Regions from separate parts of the Homo sapiens genome. Here all the other regions are linked to region 2. Evidence: read pairs that join two places in POLR2A ChIA-PET (ENCODE). Cell type or tissue: CD4-positive, alpha-beta T cell. All regions are shown on one strand. Each heading gives the region's core, and the rest is flanking DNA. Links, peaks and the distances in the headings are about the cores only. Region 1 overlaps LOC105371775 (a long non-coding RNA gene). Region 2 has its middle 37 kb from the start of CCR7. Region 3 overlaps LOC105371767 (a long non-coding RNA gene).

Evidence for each region. Peaks named below come from ENCODE experiments on the same cell type or tissue, not always from the same donor. Only the 100,000 strongest peaks of a DNase experiment are listed, where the experiment ranks them.
Region 1: POLR2A ChIA-PET joins it to region 2 with 5 read pairs; 3 of 35 experiments call an interaction of 5 or more read pairs at or near these places.
Region 3: POLR2A ChIA-PET joins it to region 2 with 7 read pairs; 1 of 35 experiments calls an interaction of 5 or more read pairs at or near these places.

The regions. Positions count from the first base shown.
Region 1 is chr17:40,671,993-40,677,820 of GRCh38, forward strand. All of the region lies in intron 1 of LOC105371775 (a long non-coding RNA gene), which reads left to right. Among named protein-coding and RNA genes, the nearest start is that of KRT222, 9.7 kb to the left of the region's middle. In CD4-positive, alpha-beta T cell, for the core only: no CTCF peak of the experiment used is centred there; no DNase peak of the experiment used is centred there; H3K27me3 peaks cover 342 bases.
Region 2 is chr17:40,599,604-40,605,431 of GRCh38, forward strand. No RefSeq gene overlaps it. Among named protein-coding and RNA genes, the nearest start is that of CCR7, 37 kb to the left of the region's middle. RefSeq lists an enhancer at 3,134-3,393. In CD4-positive, alpha-beta T cell, for the core only: no CTCF peak of the experiment used is centred there; DNase peaks (open chromatin) are centred at 2,178 and 3,398; H3K4me3 peaks cover 1,288 bases; H3K27ac peaks cover 4,778 bases.
Region 3 is chr17:39,014,471-39,020,298 of GRCh38, forward strand. All of the region lies in intron 1 of LOC105371767 (a long non-coding RNA gene), which reads right to left. Among named protein-coding and RNA genes, the nearest start is that of LINC02079, 9.7 kb to the right of the region's middle. In CD4-positive, alpha-beta T cell, for the core only: no CTCF peak of the experiment used is centred there; a DNase peak (open chromatin) is centred at 2,511; H3K27ac peaks cover 1,949 bases.

The DNA of each region.
Region 1 (5,828 bases), core at 361-5,360, 72 kb after region 2:
GCCTGAAGAAGGTAAAGGAAATGAATTACCAGAAGGATGGTAAGTGGCTCAAAAACACTATAGTCCCCAAATTTGTAGTGTTTACAAACACAAGCAAATCAGACAGGCACCCATCATTCATCTTGGTGAATTTTTATGGAGTGATTTCCTGGGAGTTTGGAATTAAACTCTGGGAGAAATAACATCTTTTCTAACCTGTTTGTCCTTAACAAATGTGGCACACTCAAGAATTTGAGTTTTGCTTTGAAGAGGAAAAAATATTAAAAAGGAAAATAATGGATTATTTTTATGTAATGCATTTGGGCACATACATTTCACCCTGTAAATCAATCTTGTACACAAGGATGTCAAACTCAAGCCATTTAATGTTTTTCCTGTCCTGCACATAAATGTTGTGATCTGTTTTTATTCTAAAAAGTATAAAAGATAGAATGATGGCAATGTAAGTTTATATTAAGTGTTTTTTTCCTTCCAGGAAGTTGTAAATATGAATCTGTTTTCTTCAGCTAGACAGAACACTCCAATTGATCTTTTATAATCCCAAAGAGCTTGGGTATTATTTTATTTATGAAGCATAATTTCTTTAGCAGCTTAGGATTTTGTGACTCCCTCTTCTTAATCAAGCATGCATTTTCATAGGATTATAAAGGCATAATTAGTCAGCAAATAAAGGCTTTTTTTTAAAACTTAAAAAATTGCTATAAATGACAGGGCTTTACTGGCTTATATCCTTTTTGTTATATTATTGATTTTTCTACTCATAGGAGCAGGCCTCTACGTGATATCATTTAATCTTTTGTTTTATATATAAGTTAAGACTATAATTAGACGATAAAGAGTTTTGTGTGGGAATATGTTTGTCAGCATTTTTTAGCATGTTTTCAGAGTATGTGAGAGATGCTTACATGCCTTTCTATACACACTGAACATGCATTTCACATGAACTGATTAAGCAGAGTACATTATACATGCAATCTTAGTCCTGGCAGATGCTCACTTCATTCTTTGCTGCTGTAACTCAAGGGCAAAAAGCAGGGCAGTTTTGCCAATCAAGGACTTTGCCATTGGGTCCTATTTTCTCTGGCATCTTCCAGATACTTCCAGGTGCTTCTCCTTCTTACCTTGTTTTTTGAGGCCCAATACACACAGATGGTCAAAATGAGCTTTACTAGATAGAGGGTGAGCTCATTTTAGAACACCCAGTTTATACAATTTTGGTGTATTACAATTCATGATTTTTTTCTAGCTTAGCAGACTATAGGCATCTTCCAAAACTATTCAGAATTTTCTCCATTCCTTTTTTATCTGGAGTGCGTTAAGTCCCAATCTTTGAAGTCATAGTTGTAGGTTGAAACTGTGCTCCCATCTACTCACTTGAGCTACAATATTTACGTCTCCTTTCAAATCTCTAGAAGGGAGGTCTTTGTTGGGTTCTAAGTACATTGTCTTCACCAATTTGACAGGTGTTCCCTTAGCTCTTCCTGTCTTTGAAATATTGATTTTTCTAAACCTGCTTTCTATAACTTACGACATTGGCCCTGCTGTCTTCTATTCTGTGTCCTGATACTCTAGTCTTAGTCATTTCTCTGCATCTTAGTTTATTCTAGACAATTTATTTCCTTGCACTTGCATTTATCCTTTCTTGCTTTTTTTTTTCTTTTTTTTTTTTTTTTCCGTAGATGGAGTCTTGCTCTGTCGCCCAGGCTGGATGGAGTGCAGTGGTGTGATCTTGGTTCACTGCAACCTCTGTCTCCTGGGTTCAAGTGATTCTCCTGCCTCAGCCTCCCGAGTAGTTGGGACTACAGGTGCCCGCCACCATGCCCAGGTAATTTTTGTATTTTTAGTAGAGATGGGGTTTTGCCATGTTGGCCAGGCTGGTCTCAAACTCCTGACCTCAGGTGATCTGCCACCTTGGTCTCCTAAAGTGCTGGGATTACAGGCGTGAGCCACTGCGCCTGGCCTCTTGAATTTTCCCTCTGTTGTCTTTTCTCTTTTTGAAAATTTTTATTTTGTTTAAAAAAATTTCTACTTAGGTCATTCTCACAGGCTTTCTGCCCTGCATATCAATTTTTAGCACCCTGACAGTATTCCCTGGACCCTCACCCCTTAACATTGCCCAAATCTTCCCAGGAATGCAGCTGTGAGCTTTCTTCTCCTCAGCCCAGACTGTACAGCATTCTGGACTTTATGATGTTCCATAGCCATTATTCAGTGGTTTATAAACACATGTTTTTAGTCATTCAAAAGCCTTTTTCATTTTTAGCTAAACTTTTGAGGTAACTGTGGATTCAGTTACTGTAAGAAACAGTACAGAGCAATCCCACATATCCTTTACTGAATTTCCCCGATGGCAACAGCTTGTAAAACTAGAGGACCATATCACAACCAGGGTATTCACACCAATGCAGTCAAGATACAGAACATTTCCATTGCAACAATGAGCTCAAGGAAGGGCTTTCTCTCAACGTTGGCTCTGGCTCACGGTCCCTCGCACCATGAAGGACACAGAAGGAACCAGACCCTGACCCTGCCGCACTGCTCCAATTCAGGGTAGAATTGCGAAGTGCCACAAGTAAGGCATCTCTGAAGAGGAAGTAATTGCCTTTTTTTTTTTTTTCCTGAGGGGATCAGAGAAGGCAAATAAAGGCAAACATAAATTAAAAATAAGAGACTTAATTCTTCCTGTTAAAAATAAGGGAAAAGACACCCCTGTACTCCCCTTTCTTCGAGCATTTACTTTAGAAAACTTGTAAATTCTTTCGCTGTCTCTTTGAAATGTGAGTAAATCTTTTAAAAAGTAAAATAAATCTTTTGCCAACTTTACAACCAAGGAATGCCTTTCTCAAGACTGGGAATCAAGCCTTTTGAGCGTGACCATCCAAGGAAATAAACACCCCTGTGTCCCAGGTTCTGTGGGAGGGCAGGACCTAATTTCGGCAGGCACCTTGCTCCAAAGCTACCTCCTATTATAAAGATGTGAGAAGTTTACTTTCCCTGTATATAAAGCCTATTAACTAACATAGATGGTCACCCAAATTATGGGTAAAGTTAGGATAAACCGTGTGTGACATATGGTGCTGTGAAGTCCTCTTATGTGAAGAGTAGCTGTTGTTCATCCTGAGAACATCCACGTAATGGGCTGTGTCTGCTTGGCTATATAAAGGAAGAGCTATCTTTCTGTCTTTGCAGTCTCTTAGTGGATTGCTTGTGACGGGCATCACATTCTGTTTTAACGCTTATTCAATAGTAAAATGATTTTCTTTCTCGTTTACCTTGGTGGAGAGGATTTCTAGGTTAGGAGATTTTTTTACTATTTTTTATTTTTTTTGAGACGGAGTCTCACTCTGTCTCCCAGGCTGGAGTGCAGTGGTGCGATCTTGGCTCACTGCAACCTCCGCCTCTTGGGTTCAAGCGATTCTCCTGCCTCAGCCTCCTGAGTAGCTGGGACTACAGGGGCCCACCATCACACCCGACTAATTTTCTTTTCTTTTCTTTTCTTTTTTTTTTTGAGACGGAGTCTCGCTCTGTCGCCCAGGCTGGAGTGCAGTGGCGCAATCTCGGCTCACTGCAAGCTCTGCCTCCCAGGTTCACGCCATTCTCCCGCCTCAGCCTCCCGAGTAGCTGGGACTACAGGCGCCCGCCACCACGCCTAATTTTTGTATTTTTAGTAGAGACGGGGTTTCACCATGTTGGCCAGACTGGATATTTTGTTTTTAATTGTATTTCCATAGCAGATTTCATGGAGGAGGTAGCGTCTGACCTTGGCTATGAAGGATGCTGCATACATATGTTATAGGCAATTTATTTTAAGATATGTAACATTTCTCATTTGTAGTTTAACCCACACATGGGACCCTGTTTTAGACAGGTGGCAGGGGGTCTGCCTGGAAATTAATTTTAAAAAATCCAAGTGAAATTCACGCAACGTAAAATTAACCATTAAAAAATGTACAGTTCATTGGCATTTAGTACACTCACCATGTTGTGTAACTAACACCTCTGTGTAGCTTCAAGCTATTTTCATCACCCCCAAAGAAAACCCAACCCATGAAGCAATCATTTCCTATCCTCCCATTCCCCCAGCCCCTTCAAACCACCAATTTGCTCTCTGTGGATAGCAGCACTATTCATCATAGCCAAAAGGGGGAAGCAACCCAAGTTTCCATCAATGGGTAAATGGACAAGCAAATATGTGCTACGTACATACAATGCAATGTTATTAAGCCATAATAGGGAGTAAAGTACTGATGCATCCTAAAAGGTGGACAAACCTTGAAAACATTACACTAAATGCAAGCCGGACCCCAAAGGTCACGTCTTATATACTTCTACTTATATGAAATATCCAGAATAGGTAAAAAAAAAATTGTTTTTTGGAGGGTACATTTTAGCACATTTGGGAAGACATTTATATGGTAGACTTTGAACCCTTATGGGGGATGGTGTGGAGTGTTTTCTGGGAAACAGAATTAGTAAAGTGGAAGAGGCAGGAAATAGAAAACTTAAGGGGTGGCCGATGACAGAGGAAGCAAGAGTTTACAGAAATCCCTCCTCCTGGCTTTCAACGCCCACCCTACCTGAGCAAGCTTGTGTCTCAGTGTGAAGTTTCTCTGACAACAGGGACTGGTCCCTGTCCAGTCTTGGATATATGCCCTGCACAACTCTTGTAATAGTAACAGTCTAGTCCTCAGAATCAAACATTTAGTTTAACTTTACGTGTTTGAAATGCCTTGAATGCAGGACCCCGCTTTAGTTTTCCATTTTCACCCACTCTGGTAGCCTCCCTAGAAAGACTGCGTGGACAGCTTGAGGACACCTGTGCAGATCATGATCAAAGGGACCACGTAGTTCTAGTTTTTAAATAAAGTTCACGTATCTTTTTGTATTATTTTTGCTAATTATTTGCCTTTACCCAACGGCTTGAATGATTGAACTCTATTTTCAGGCTTAAATATTCCCTCTGCACTGCTGCAACTGGCCGGATAAATGTGCCTACTCCAGCAGCAAGCTCTCCACATCCCGTCCCCCTTTCTGTCTCCTCCTTACTTCATGCCCCCACTGCCTCCTTAGTTTTCAGCTGCCAGTGCAAAGCACCCCAGCTTTCTCTAGGCTGTGCTCTGCTCCCTGACAGCTGCTGTTCTCTCCCCATCCCTCTCTTCTTCCCTTGCTTTCAACTTCCCAGCCAGTCTGAGTATTTGAGCACCTTCCAGCTGCTTCACTGTTGTGTCATGCCGGGGGCCATGTTGCACAGCCGCGGCACACATGTATATCCACGGGGACTCCTTTCTGAGCCTACTGGGTGCATAGAAACTGGTGTTCCAGAAGTGTACAGTTGAGTTTTTGACAAAGAGAAATTTTACAAACAAAATTGTGGCTGTACAAATTTTTTTTTAAAATTATATTTTCCCATTGGCTTCACAGAAGAGATAGCACCTGACCTTGGCTATTAAATGCACAGTATTTAAAATATATGGATTAACAAAATTTTATTTGCTCACACCTTTAAGTGGGGTTAAATATACTTGGTAATTGTTTTCTTCTTAACCAGATTGTCCTTAAGGGCAAAGAGTGCGTGTCTTACATTTCTTTAAAATTTGCCCCATTTCCGTCGTCCCACCAGCCCCTTAGACTTAGTGCTTAATGTTTTTAAACAAACAAATGAATATTAAAGTAGGCAATCTTTTATTGACTTTGTATCTTGTCTTGAAAAGGAGTTGATTACTGTTAAAATTCTCTTAAAAATATGTTTTGAGTTCTGGGAATATACATTGCAAGGTTCAAGTTTGTTTTGACTTTCTAATTGTATAATTAGAGAGGAGTAGCTCACT
Region 2 (5,828 bases), core at 407-5,406:
AGACTCGGTTGAAAGGGTGTGTGTTTGTGGGTCACAGAGACTCACAAAAAGAGAAGGCAAGGGGCTGGCCCGCTTGACGTGAGCCCACATGGATGGGAGTCACAGGTGATTATTATTATTATTAACAAAAGGCTTCCCTTACCTCCCCAAACCTAACTTTTCACTATTCATACCATCCATGTCTTATAGGCCCAGGGAGATGAAAAAGTGAGTTTACCCAAGGGAATTCACAAGGGCCTAAGTAGAAGAGCCAGGATTTGAACTGGCTGCCCCTTTCTCTCTATGGGGCTGGCATTGGCCATCCTAATAATGGGGGAAAAGTTGGGTTAACGACCAGCGGCCTGGGGAATTCAGGTCACCTTGATGTTTGCCCTATGGTCTTGAGTTTTGCAACTTAAAAAAACAAAAAACAAAAAACTATACACACACACACACACACACACACATTATCTATCTACCTCTATTTTTTTAAGACAAGGTCTTGCTTTGTCACCTAGGCTGGAGTGCAGTGGCACGAGCACAGCTCACTGCAGCCCTGACTTCCCATGTTCAATTGATCCTCCCACCTCAGCCTCCCAAGTAGCTGGGACTACCAGCACATGCCACCACACCTGGCTAATTTTTTTATTTTTTGTAGAGGCAGGGTTTCATTATATTGCCCAGGCTGGTAAATGGACATATTGACATTACAAGTCGATGTTGTTTTTATAGAAGGAGCAAATAATGCAAAAGGGACCAACTCATCAGTGAAAACATATCATACCATGCTTGGTGTTTGCCTTGGCTAGAAGTCTCTGGAGGTGAATTTATGGAGAATGCATTCAAGCTGCCTCCCATTCCCACTATATAGATAACGAGAGGAAGGGGTTTAAGCTGCAATAGGAGGCTGTTGGAGAGACTCAAGGAGAAGCTTCCTGACCGTAGACGGTTGATAAATATAGGAGCCACTGGAGGGTGGAAGCAATAACTTTCCAATCCCCCGAGCCTTCCAGCATTTTTTGGTGTTTGCCAAATATCATCACCTCCTACCTCTCACCAGCGCCTGGACTCAACCTTTCTAGAGCCAGCTCAAATGCCACCCCTTCAGACTTCCCAGCATTGCTGTGAGGAATCGTGGGCTTTTCTTTCCTGCTCCCAGTGTGACTTTGGTACCTTTATTTAGCATCTATATTGTCCTCCCTTGACTTAAAGCCAAGTTGTTAATTCTCCCCTTTCTTGAGTTCTTAGAGGGCAGGGATGCATTCCATTCATCTTTATCACCAACACCTAAGGTGACACCTGGCACATAGTCAGTGCTCGTTAAAGGTGTGCTGAACTTTGAAACGAAGGGTTGCCTGTTGGTGGTTGAAAACATTTTTTTTTCGAACCTTGTTAAGTTTGAAAAGTTCAATCCCCAGTGCCAACATGCATATAAATATAGGTGCTTTCATGCTCTGTTGATGGGAATGTGAACTGGTTCAACTTTTCTGGAGAGTCATTTGGTAAACATTTAGGAGAAGTCTTAGAATTTTCTATGCCTTTTGACTGAATTCTTTTTTTTTTCTTTTCTCCTAAGGAGTTAGTGAATGGCTTTTCATAAAGACATTGTATTTTTTCATAGCAATGTTTTTAAAAATTATAGCAAAAATGGGGCCAATATTAATATGAATTTGGATAAATAGTGGTTTATATGCAATAGAATGTCATGTAGCCATTACAATTGATGATATATTTGTTAATCAAATAAGTAAAGTGACAAAAACATTACAAAATAGGAAGCATAGTAGGATTTCAATTTTGAAGGAAAATAAGGCTCTATCCATGGAAAAATGCCTTGAAGGATATACGTCTAAGTGTTTCAACCCTTTTTCTCTAGGTGGTGGGATTTTAGGGGATTTTGACTTTCTTCTGTTCATTTCTCTGAGTTTTCTCAATTTTCTCCCATGTGTTACAACGAACATGCATTACATTTAGAACATAGAAAAACATTTTCCAGCATCTTGAGTTGATTCTCTAAGTAAATTCCTTGCTCCTTAAATTCTGAAAACTGTAGAGACCAGATCAACGTGTAGGATGTCAGAGGTGGAAAAGCTGTGGGAAGTCCTTTGGGCCAGAGTTTTGCAAAACTGGCTGTGCGTGAGAATCACACGTGGGGCTTTCAGAACTCTGGCTCTGCCCATACCCAGTGGCAATAAATCAAAGTCACCAGGGATGGCTGCAGGCGTCAGAGTGGTTTAAAGCTCCCAGGTGATTCTAATATGCAGCCTAGTTTGAGAACCCTGCTTTTGAGTTGTGCTGTCTAACAGTAGCCACTAGCCACACGTGGCTATTTAAATTATGCAACACTAAATAAAAAATTCAGTTCCTTAGTCAAAGTAGCCACTTTTTTCTTTCTTTTTTTTCTTTTTTTTTTCTTGAGACAGAGTGTCACTCTGTCACTCAGGCTGGAGTGCAATGGTGCGATCTTGGCTCACTGCAACCTCTGTCTCCCGGGTTCAAACAATTCTCCTGCCTCAGCCTCCCAAGTAGCTGGGACTACAGGCACCCGCCACCATGCTCGCAAAGTAGCCACATTTTAAGCACTCAGTAGTCACATGTGTGGTTAGTGGCACTATATTGGGCAGTGCAAGTTAAGATCTACCTCTCACATTTCAGGAGAGGGCTGGGCATGGTGGCTCATGCCTGCAGTCCCATCACTTTGGGAGGCTGAGGCAGGAGGGTTGCTTGAGCACAGGCATTTGAGACCAGCCTGAGCAACATGGTGAGACCCCTATCTCTACAAAAAAAAAAAAAAATTAGTCAGGCATGGTGGCACGCACCTGTAGTCCCAGCTACTTGGTAGGCTAGGGTGAGAGGATCGCTTGAGCTGGGGAGGTCAGGGCCGTAGTGAACCATGATCATGCCGCTTGCGCTTCAGCCTGGGCAACCAAGTGAGATTCTGTTTCAAAAAAATTTTTTTCTTTTTTTTTCAGGAAAGGCTTTTGCAGGTGGGTGCCCTCCTTCTAGCAGGCCTGAGGCTCAGGGAAGGGGCAGGCCTCTGTTCTTGCCTGTTTTAGGGCGGTGGAAAAGACCTCACTCGGCCGTCAGGAGAGTAATCTTGTGCCTAGAAAGTTCTTTCTGCTTTCTCGTGTCTACCCCATCCTCCTCCCTGAGCATGGTGAAGCTCAGTGCAGCATGTTTATTTTCAAAGGCTTGACAGGCCCAGGCCCTTCCTATCTGTTCAGCCTGGTCCAGGCCACCAGGCAAGCTGTTTACAAGGGATCCAAGTGCTCGGTGGAGAGCAGAACAGGCCGAGAGTGTTTTCCACGGCTGCCGAGAAAGATGAGCGAGTGGAGGCAGAATAACAAAAAGCCACTTCAAAAACACACCAGAAAAAGTCACAAAGCAGAGACAATCAGAGGTTTGAGACACACACACCCCCAAAACCCTGACAAGAGAGCGAAAACAAGTCATGAGGGAGCCTCTGATGGTTTCAAGACAGTCGCGGTTGCTGATTGAGAACAGGCCTGTCCCAGCAGTTCTCAGAGGAGTCGGGAGCTGCGGCTGTGGGGGGTCAGAAACTTCACCTGAGTTCTGAGAATTGTGGTGGGACAGTCCCTGAGGGCTCCGTCTCTCTGGGAAGATGGTGGGGGGCGGGTGAGAATGGCAGGCCCATGCTGGCTGGGTGAGAGTGTGAGGCTGTTCCAGCCTAGAGACTGGCCACCGGTCAGGAAGCAGAGTCCCACCTGGCCCCAGGCTTCTGGCACCTACTGCCTGAGAGCGTGAGGCCTCTATGGCCATAGTCCACCTGGGAATTCAAAGGCGTAAGGCCACCTGCATCTAGGAAGCTCCTTCTTTGGGATCTGAGCTGAGGACCCAACAGTGAAGAAGCCAAGCCAGAAGGGAAACGCTGGTGCTCCGCTCCACCTTGCCCCATTTTGCAGTGAAGTCCAGTGAAGAGAGCCCTGGGGGTGGAGCACTGGAGCTCAGGTCCCAGGCACTATCACTCCCTTGCTGTGTGACCTTGGGCAGGTCAGTTTACCCCTTTGGACTTTAGTTTCTTGACCTGCAAATTGGAGGGTTGGTCTAGATGAATGGCTTTCAACCCTGGCTGAATATTGGAATCACCTGGTGAGCTACAAAAATCAACATGATGCCAGTTGTTCTGGGATACACCCTGGGCATCAGCATTTTTAAAAGCTCTTCAGATGATCCCAGGCCAGGTGTGGTGGCTCACGCCTGTAATCCCAGCATTTTGGGAGGCTGAGGCGGGCGGATCATCTGAGGTCAGTTCGAGACCAGCCTGGCCAACATGGTGAAACCCTGTCTCTACTAAAAATACTAAAATTAGCCGGGTTTGGTGGCATATGCCTGTGCACGAGAATCACTTGAACCCAGGAAGCAGAGGTTGCAGTGAGCGGAGACCGTGCCACTGCACTCCAGCCTGGGTGACAGAGTGAGACCCCGTCTCAAAAAACAAAACAAAACAAAAAAAGAACCATTAGTCTGCCTAATGCTTATCAAAATTTAGAGTGCACAGGAGTCTTGTAAAAATTCGAGTGGAATTCAGAAAGTCTAGCATAGAGTCTGAGATTCCACATTTCCAACAAGCTCCCAGGCGATGTCCATGGACCACACCTTGAGTAGCAGCAAGTCTGTGTTGAATGTCCCCTTCCCTTGAACTTGCAAGTTGGATCCAAGCTCCAATCTACTCAGTCTGCTACTGTTCTTGTTTTGGTAGCTGGCTGTAGTTGCCTATTTCTGCCAATCTGCCAATAACATCATTGTTTCTAAGTTCTTTCTTTCCCCCCACCCTCTCTCACAAGAATTGTTTAAATCCTCACTCATCATTTGAATTCTAATGAGATGCTGTGGATTGAATCAAATAGGGATCTTCCCTTCAAGGGCAGTAAATAAGAGACAGAGCCAGGCTGTGATGTGAGTTCAAAATGGGGCAGAGGTCATTTTTAGCTGAGAGGATTGGAAGGGATCTACGTGGCTGATAATAACAGTGTACCACTGTCCAAGTGCTTTGTACTAGTTGTCTCATTTTATCCTCAAAACAACCCTACAGGTAAGCACTGGGAACGTTCCCCAGTTTACACACGAGGAAGCTAAAGCTTAAAGAGAAGCAGAGGTTTTTTGAAGGGGGCATAGCAAGCAAGGTGCAGCGCTGTAGCTTGAACTCAGGTGCCTGTGCTGACTTTTAGTCCACTTAGGGCATGGGTGGTATTTAAGCTGCATGCCTGACTAGACCCAACCAGACCCGATCAGACTCAGCCTTTTAGCACCAAGTCGTTTGGGCTAGGATGCGGTTTGTATGAGTTTAGTCTACCCCTCACTCACCTTCCATACCCCGACAGCCAGAAAAAGACAGGTGGTAACAGTTTCCACCTCTGGTTTCTGGGCCCAGACCTCCAGGCCTGTACACAGAGCCTGGGGCCTGGACTCACACTTTTCCCCAGTTGGCTGCCTGTCCCAGCATGGGTCTCTGCTGCCTACATCTTTGTCTGTTTGTATCATTTTATTTCCTTGGCGGGGAGCAGGCTGTGTGTCCAGGCTTTTGTAGGCTTGTCCCTTCTTAGGCACATAACCCCAAATAGTGCTTCATAGAAGGTTGCCCGAAACTACCATGATGACTGCAGATCCTAAACTCCTCAGATTCTGCTGGGTTCTTAGCTAAAATGGTATCCAACAGCCCAGCCCCATGGTTTTTCCAAGTTGACGAAACCCAGCTTGTCTCACCTTTTGATATCAGGGTTACAGGGTTGGGGTGGAGGTGAAGGGTGAGAAGGATCGGAGACCTCTGTGTTCCCCCACTAGAACTTGAGTTCCTAGAGACACGAACTTTGTCTTCTCATTTTTGAACT
Region 3 (5,828 bases), core at 336-5,335, 1.6 Mb before region 2:
CCTCCCCAAATTGCTCCTGGGGACAACATCACTATTGTAAGAAGTAAGATCAGATATTTTACAGATTCTGCACTTGATGGATCAGCTGGCATCACCCAGATCAATAAACTGGCTCATGTGATCTTGTGGACCCACTCAGGAACTGACTCTGGAAGAGGACAGCTTTAACTCCCTATGATTTCATCTTCGACCCAATGAGTCAGCACTTCCGACTCACTGGCCCCTCCACCCACCAAATTATCCTTGAAAACTCTGATCCCTGAATGCTCAGGGAGACTGATTTGAGAAATAATAAAACTCTGGTCTCCCACACAGCTGGCTCTGTGTGAATTACTGTCTCTATTGCAGTTCCCGTCTTGACTAACGGGCTCGGTCTAGGCAGCAGGCAAGGTGAACTCGTTGGGCTGTTCCTGGCTGATAACTCCCAGAGCCCTTCTTACAGTCTTGTTAGAACATTGGGTATGTTAGGCCTCAGGGGCAGGCCTCTGACCTTCTCCTGCCCTCCTTTCACCTGAATGTTCCCCTGATTTCATGACTATGAGTCTGAAGACCACACCCTGGGGGAAGGAATGCTGACATCGTGAAGCTTCCATAAAAACCCAAGAGGCCAGGCTTGGTGGCTCACGCCTCTAATCTCAGCATTTTGGGAGGCCAAGGCAGGAGGACTGCTTGAGGCCAGGAGTTTGGGACCAGCCTGGGCAAAGTGGCAAAATTCCATTTCTACTAAAAATACAAAAAAGTAACTGGGCCTGGTGGTGCACTCCTGTAGTCCCAGCCACTCAGGAGGCTGAGGTGGGAGGATTGCTTGAGCCTGGGAGGTGGAAGTTGCAGTGAGCCGAGATTGCGTCACTACACTGAAGCCTGGGTGACAGAGCAAGACCTTGTCTCAAAAACAAAACAAAACAAGCCCCAAGAGGACAGGGCCCAGTGAGCTTCTGGATAGCTGAACACTGGAGCTTCCTGGAGGGTGATGGGCCCAGGGGGCGCGTGGAAGCTCCGTACCCCTTCCCCCACACCTCACCCTACATGTCTCTTAGATGGGATACTTCCCTCAACCCCCTTCGCGAGTGGGAACTGGAGTGGCTTGTTGCACTCAGCCTGTCACTGACCACTCCTCATGGGAGGGAAAGTGTGAGTGAATAAGTGTGGGAACCCGAGGGGACAAATGCTGGAACCGGCCATTCGCTCCTCTCTGGCTGCATCAGGTTCTGTGTGGGCCCCGCACAGCGTCCAAGCATGTTACAACCAATGCTCTTTCAGTTCTGCTGTCCAGGGCTGGTCGAGTGCCAACTAGCTCAGTGGAGGGTCAGAGTGGGAGCCCCTGCCCTCTCGGCACCCAGATTCTTGTCCAGCATCCAGGAAGAATAAGCTCACATGAACTGTTTGAAATGTGATGAATGGCCGGGCGCAGTGGCTCACGCCTGTAATCCTAGCACTTTGGGAGGCTGAGGTGGGCAGATCGCTTGAGGTTAGGAGTTTGAGACCAGCCTGGCCAACATGGTGAAACCTCGCCTCTACTAAAAATACAAAAATTAGCCAGGTGTGGTGGCGCGTGCCTGTAGTCCTAGCTACTCTGGAGGCTGAGGCACAAGAATCACTTGAACCCGGGACGCGGAGGTTGCAGTGAGCCGATGTCGTGCCATTGCACTCCAGCCTGAGAGACAGAGTGAGACTCCGTCTCAAAAAAAAAGAAGTGATGAATGCGGAAGACTTTATTGAGTGGTGAGTGACTCTCAGTGGAAAGGGAGGCTGGAAAAGGGATGGGAAGGTGATCTTTCCCTGAAGCCTGGCCGTCTCCAGCTGGGCCCCTCTCAGAAGCTGCACCATCTGAAGTTAGCTGCATCTATCCGTAGTCTCCGATGCTCAGTTGCTTCTCTGGTCACAGCTCACATGCTTGTATCCTGACCCTCAGCCACTTGTGTTGCTGTGCCAGCTGAAGTCTTTTATGGGAACAGGATAGGGGCGGGGCAGGCCAAAAAAGGCAACGTTTGGGTGGAAGAATGGGTTCAGCTGTTTTCACCTAGGGCCATGGTTCCAGGCTTAAGGGTGGGGTTTAGTTGGGAGCCCAGCCCTTCTGTATCATCTTCATCTGTATCCTTTGTAATATCCTTCTAATAAACCAGTACATGTAAGTGTCTCCCTGAGTTCTGTGAACTGATTCAGCAAATTAATTGAACCCAAAGAGGGGTCATGGGAAGCCTAACTTGAAGCCTGTTGGCCAGAAGTTCTGGAGGCCTGGACTTGCGACTGGTGTGGGAGTGGGGCAGTCTTGGACACTGAGCCCCCAGCCTGTGGGATCTGACACTATCTCCATGTAGATAGTGTCAGAACAGAATTAGAGGACACCCAGCTGGTGTCCAGTCCTTGGTGTGTGGAGGCAAACCTCCACACACATGGTCACAGAAGCCTTCTGTGTTGATTGTTGTGGTGTGAGAGTAGAGGAAAAACATGGTTAGAGAGAGTTTGAGCTGGGAACCGTGGATATTACCTAATCTACATCATGACACCACATCCTGCTTACCCATGGATTAGGTTCACGTGGCTCATTGCTTTCATGTGATTTCTTTTTTTCTTTTCTTTTCTTTTTTTTTTTATTTGAGACAGAGTGTCACTCTGTTGCCCAGGCTGGAGTGCACTGGTGTGATCTCGGCTCACTGCAACCTCTGCTGCCTGGGTTCAAGTGATTCTTGTGCCTCAGCCTCCCAAGTAGCTGGGATTACAGGGGCCCACAACCATGCCTAGCTAATTTTTGTATTTTTAGTAGAGATGGGGTTTCACCATGTTGGTCCGGCTGGTCTTGAACTCCTGACCTCAGGTGATCCACCCACCTCGGTCTCCCAAAGGGCTGGGATTACAGGCGTGAGCCACTGCGCCAGCCTCTTGTGATTTCATCTTGCCTCACTGACTCCACAGTAAGCACTGTAAGTGCGACTAGTTCTTGTTTTCTGTATTTTCAGAACTGCTTTCCTGGGCCCAGGATAAGTGCCCAAGAAGCGTGTTTGGACTGACATCCTTGGGAATCCAACAATGGTTAAAGATAACCACTTCCTTTCTACCTGCTGATGTGGAGCACATATGAGGCGCTAAGCACCGCCTGCACCAGGCGAGCCATTCAGTAAATGTTAGCTCTTATTGTTCTCTTATTGGTGGTGGGCAGAGTTGAAGTTCTGATGAGATCTTCTCAGAAGGGTTACATTGCAGGGGGGCCTTGGAAAATCATTCAGGGCTCTGAGATTCAGTTTCCTTCATCCCTGAAATGGGATGCGAATTCCCCCCTTGCCAACCTCAAAGAACTAGTAGGATGGTGCAAAAGTAATTGTGGTTTTTGCCATTAAAAGCAATAGCAAAACTGCATTACTTTTGTACCACCATGCCCAGCTCATTTTTTGTATTTATTATTATTATTTTTTTTCCGAGACGGAATTTCACTCTTGTTGCCCAAGCTGGAGTGCAATGGCGTGATCTCGGCTCACTGCAACCTCTGCCTCCAGGGTTCAAGCGATTCTCCTGCCTCAGCCTCCCGAGTAGCTGGGATTACAGGCACCCACCAACACACCCGGCTAAATTTTTTTTAATTTTTACTAGAGACGGGGTTTCACCATGTTGGCCAGACTGCTCTCGAACTCCTGACCTCAGGTGATACACCCACCTCAGCCTCCCAAAGTGCTGGGATTTCAGGCGTGAGCTACCACGGCCAGCCTAATTTTTTGTATTTTAATATGATGATCAGATGAGATATTCTGAGAAAGTGTTTAGAAAACTAAGGGGATCCATCAATCTAAAGTATCATTAAACTTGCACTGAGCTCAGCATCATGCTTGGGCTTGGGCAGGGGGAGAGACCGCAGCGGGTGCCGGGACGGCCCCATCTCTGCATGCGCTCTGCTTGCCCTGCCTTTAAGACTTGAACGTGTGAAAGTGCCTTGAAAGCTGTAAAGTCCTATCCAAGGGATCCTTTTATGATGAGCAGGGGTGGAGGCGGGAGTGGGAGTATCAGCTATGCCAGACTGACGAGGAGCTTTGTTTTACTAGAGTGCAGGAAATACAACTGGTGCAAGAGACCTGCATTCATCCAGGTTCTTGTAATTGCTGGGTGTCAAATCCACACAGTTGCTTGAAAAGAAGAAACCAAGATGGAAGTAACAGAAACCACAGAGGTGGTTATGTCTTTTAATAATCAGACCCAAGGAGGAGAACTGAGAGAAAGCTTGAAGGAAACCTGCAGGAGCTTGTCTGCTTCTCTAAGGTCTCAAAGGCAGAACTACTTCCTCAAAAGGCCTTTTGGTAAATCACCATAAACAAAGGAAAGCGGAAATTCCTTTAAGCTTTTTGGTGCTTGATTCTAATCCACCCTGAGCCATGGTCCCAGGCCTCCTACGCTCCTTGCTCCTCCGATGTTTATATGACAGAAAGTTATTTTCCCCAGAAACTGACAATCTGGATTGCAAAGACCAGGCCAGGAAGGAATTTATTCCAGAAACACTTGCAGTGTCTGGCACTTTGCTCCCCATTTCCTCATTTTGTGTTGTTTGTTTATGCAGTGGAACTGCCTATGAGTCATATATTTGGGTGCTGAGGATGAAGAGTTAATTTGGATGAAGAGTTAATCCAGAGCAAGGTCACAACTCTCTTGAATTCTATGAAGGCTGAGAGGGGTGATGAAGCTTCAGAAGAAAAGTTTGAAGCTCGCAGAGGTTGGCTGAAGGAATGAAGCTGTCTCTGTAACATAAAGGTGTAAGGTGAAGCAGCAAGTGCTGATGGAGAAGCTGCAGCAAGTTGTCGAGAGATCTAGCTCAGATCACTGATGAAGGTGGCTACGCTCAACAACAGATTTTCAATGTGGATGAAACAACCTTCTATTGGAAGAAGATGCCAGCTAGGACTTTCATAACTAGAGAGAAGTCAATGCCTGGCTTCAAGGGATAGGCTGACCCTCTTGATAGGGGCAAATGCAGCTGGTGACTTTATAGTCTTTTACCTTTCTAGAAATCCTAGGGCCCTTAATAATCATGCTAAATTTACTCTGCCTGTGTTCTATAAATGGAACAACAAAGCCTGGATGTCAGCACATATTTATAGCATGGCTTAGCAAATATTTTAAGTTTACTGTTGAGACCTACTGCTTAGAAAAAAAGATTCTTTAAAAAATATTACTGCTCATTGACAATGCACTTGGTCATCCAAGAGCTCTGACGGAAATGTACAAGGAGATCAATGTTGTTTTCATGCCTGCTAACACAACATCTGTTCTACAGCCCATGGATCAAGGTGTAATTTCCACTTTCAAATCTTATTATTTCAGAAGTTCATTCTGTAAGGCTATTGCTGACATAGATGGTGCTTCCTCTTGGGTGGGCGCGGTGGCTCACGCCTGTAATCCCAGCACTTTGGGAGGCCGAGGCAGGCAGATCACGAGGTCAGGAAATCAAGACCATCCTGGCTAACATGGTGAAACCCCGTCTCTACTAAAAATACAAAAATTAGCTGGGCGTGGTGGTGAGTGCCTGTAATCCCAACTACTTGGGAGGCCGTGGCAGGAGAATTGCTTGAACCCAGGAGGCAGAGGTTGCAGTGAGCTGAGATCACGCCATTGCACTCCAGCCTCGGTGACAGAGCAAGACTCCATCTCAAAAACAACAACAACAATTTAGAAGAAGTTGATTCCAATGCTTATGGATGACTTTGAGGAGTTCAGACTTCAGTGGAGAGTAACTGCAGATGTTGTGGAAATAGCAAGATAACCAGAATTAGAAGTGGAGCCTGAAGATGAAACTGAATTGCTGCCATCTCATGATAACACTTGAATGGATGAGGAGTTGCTCCTTTTTT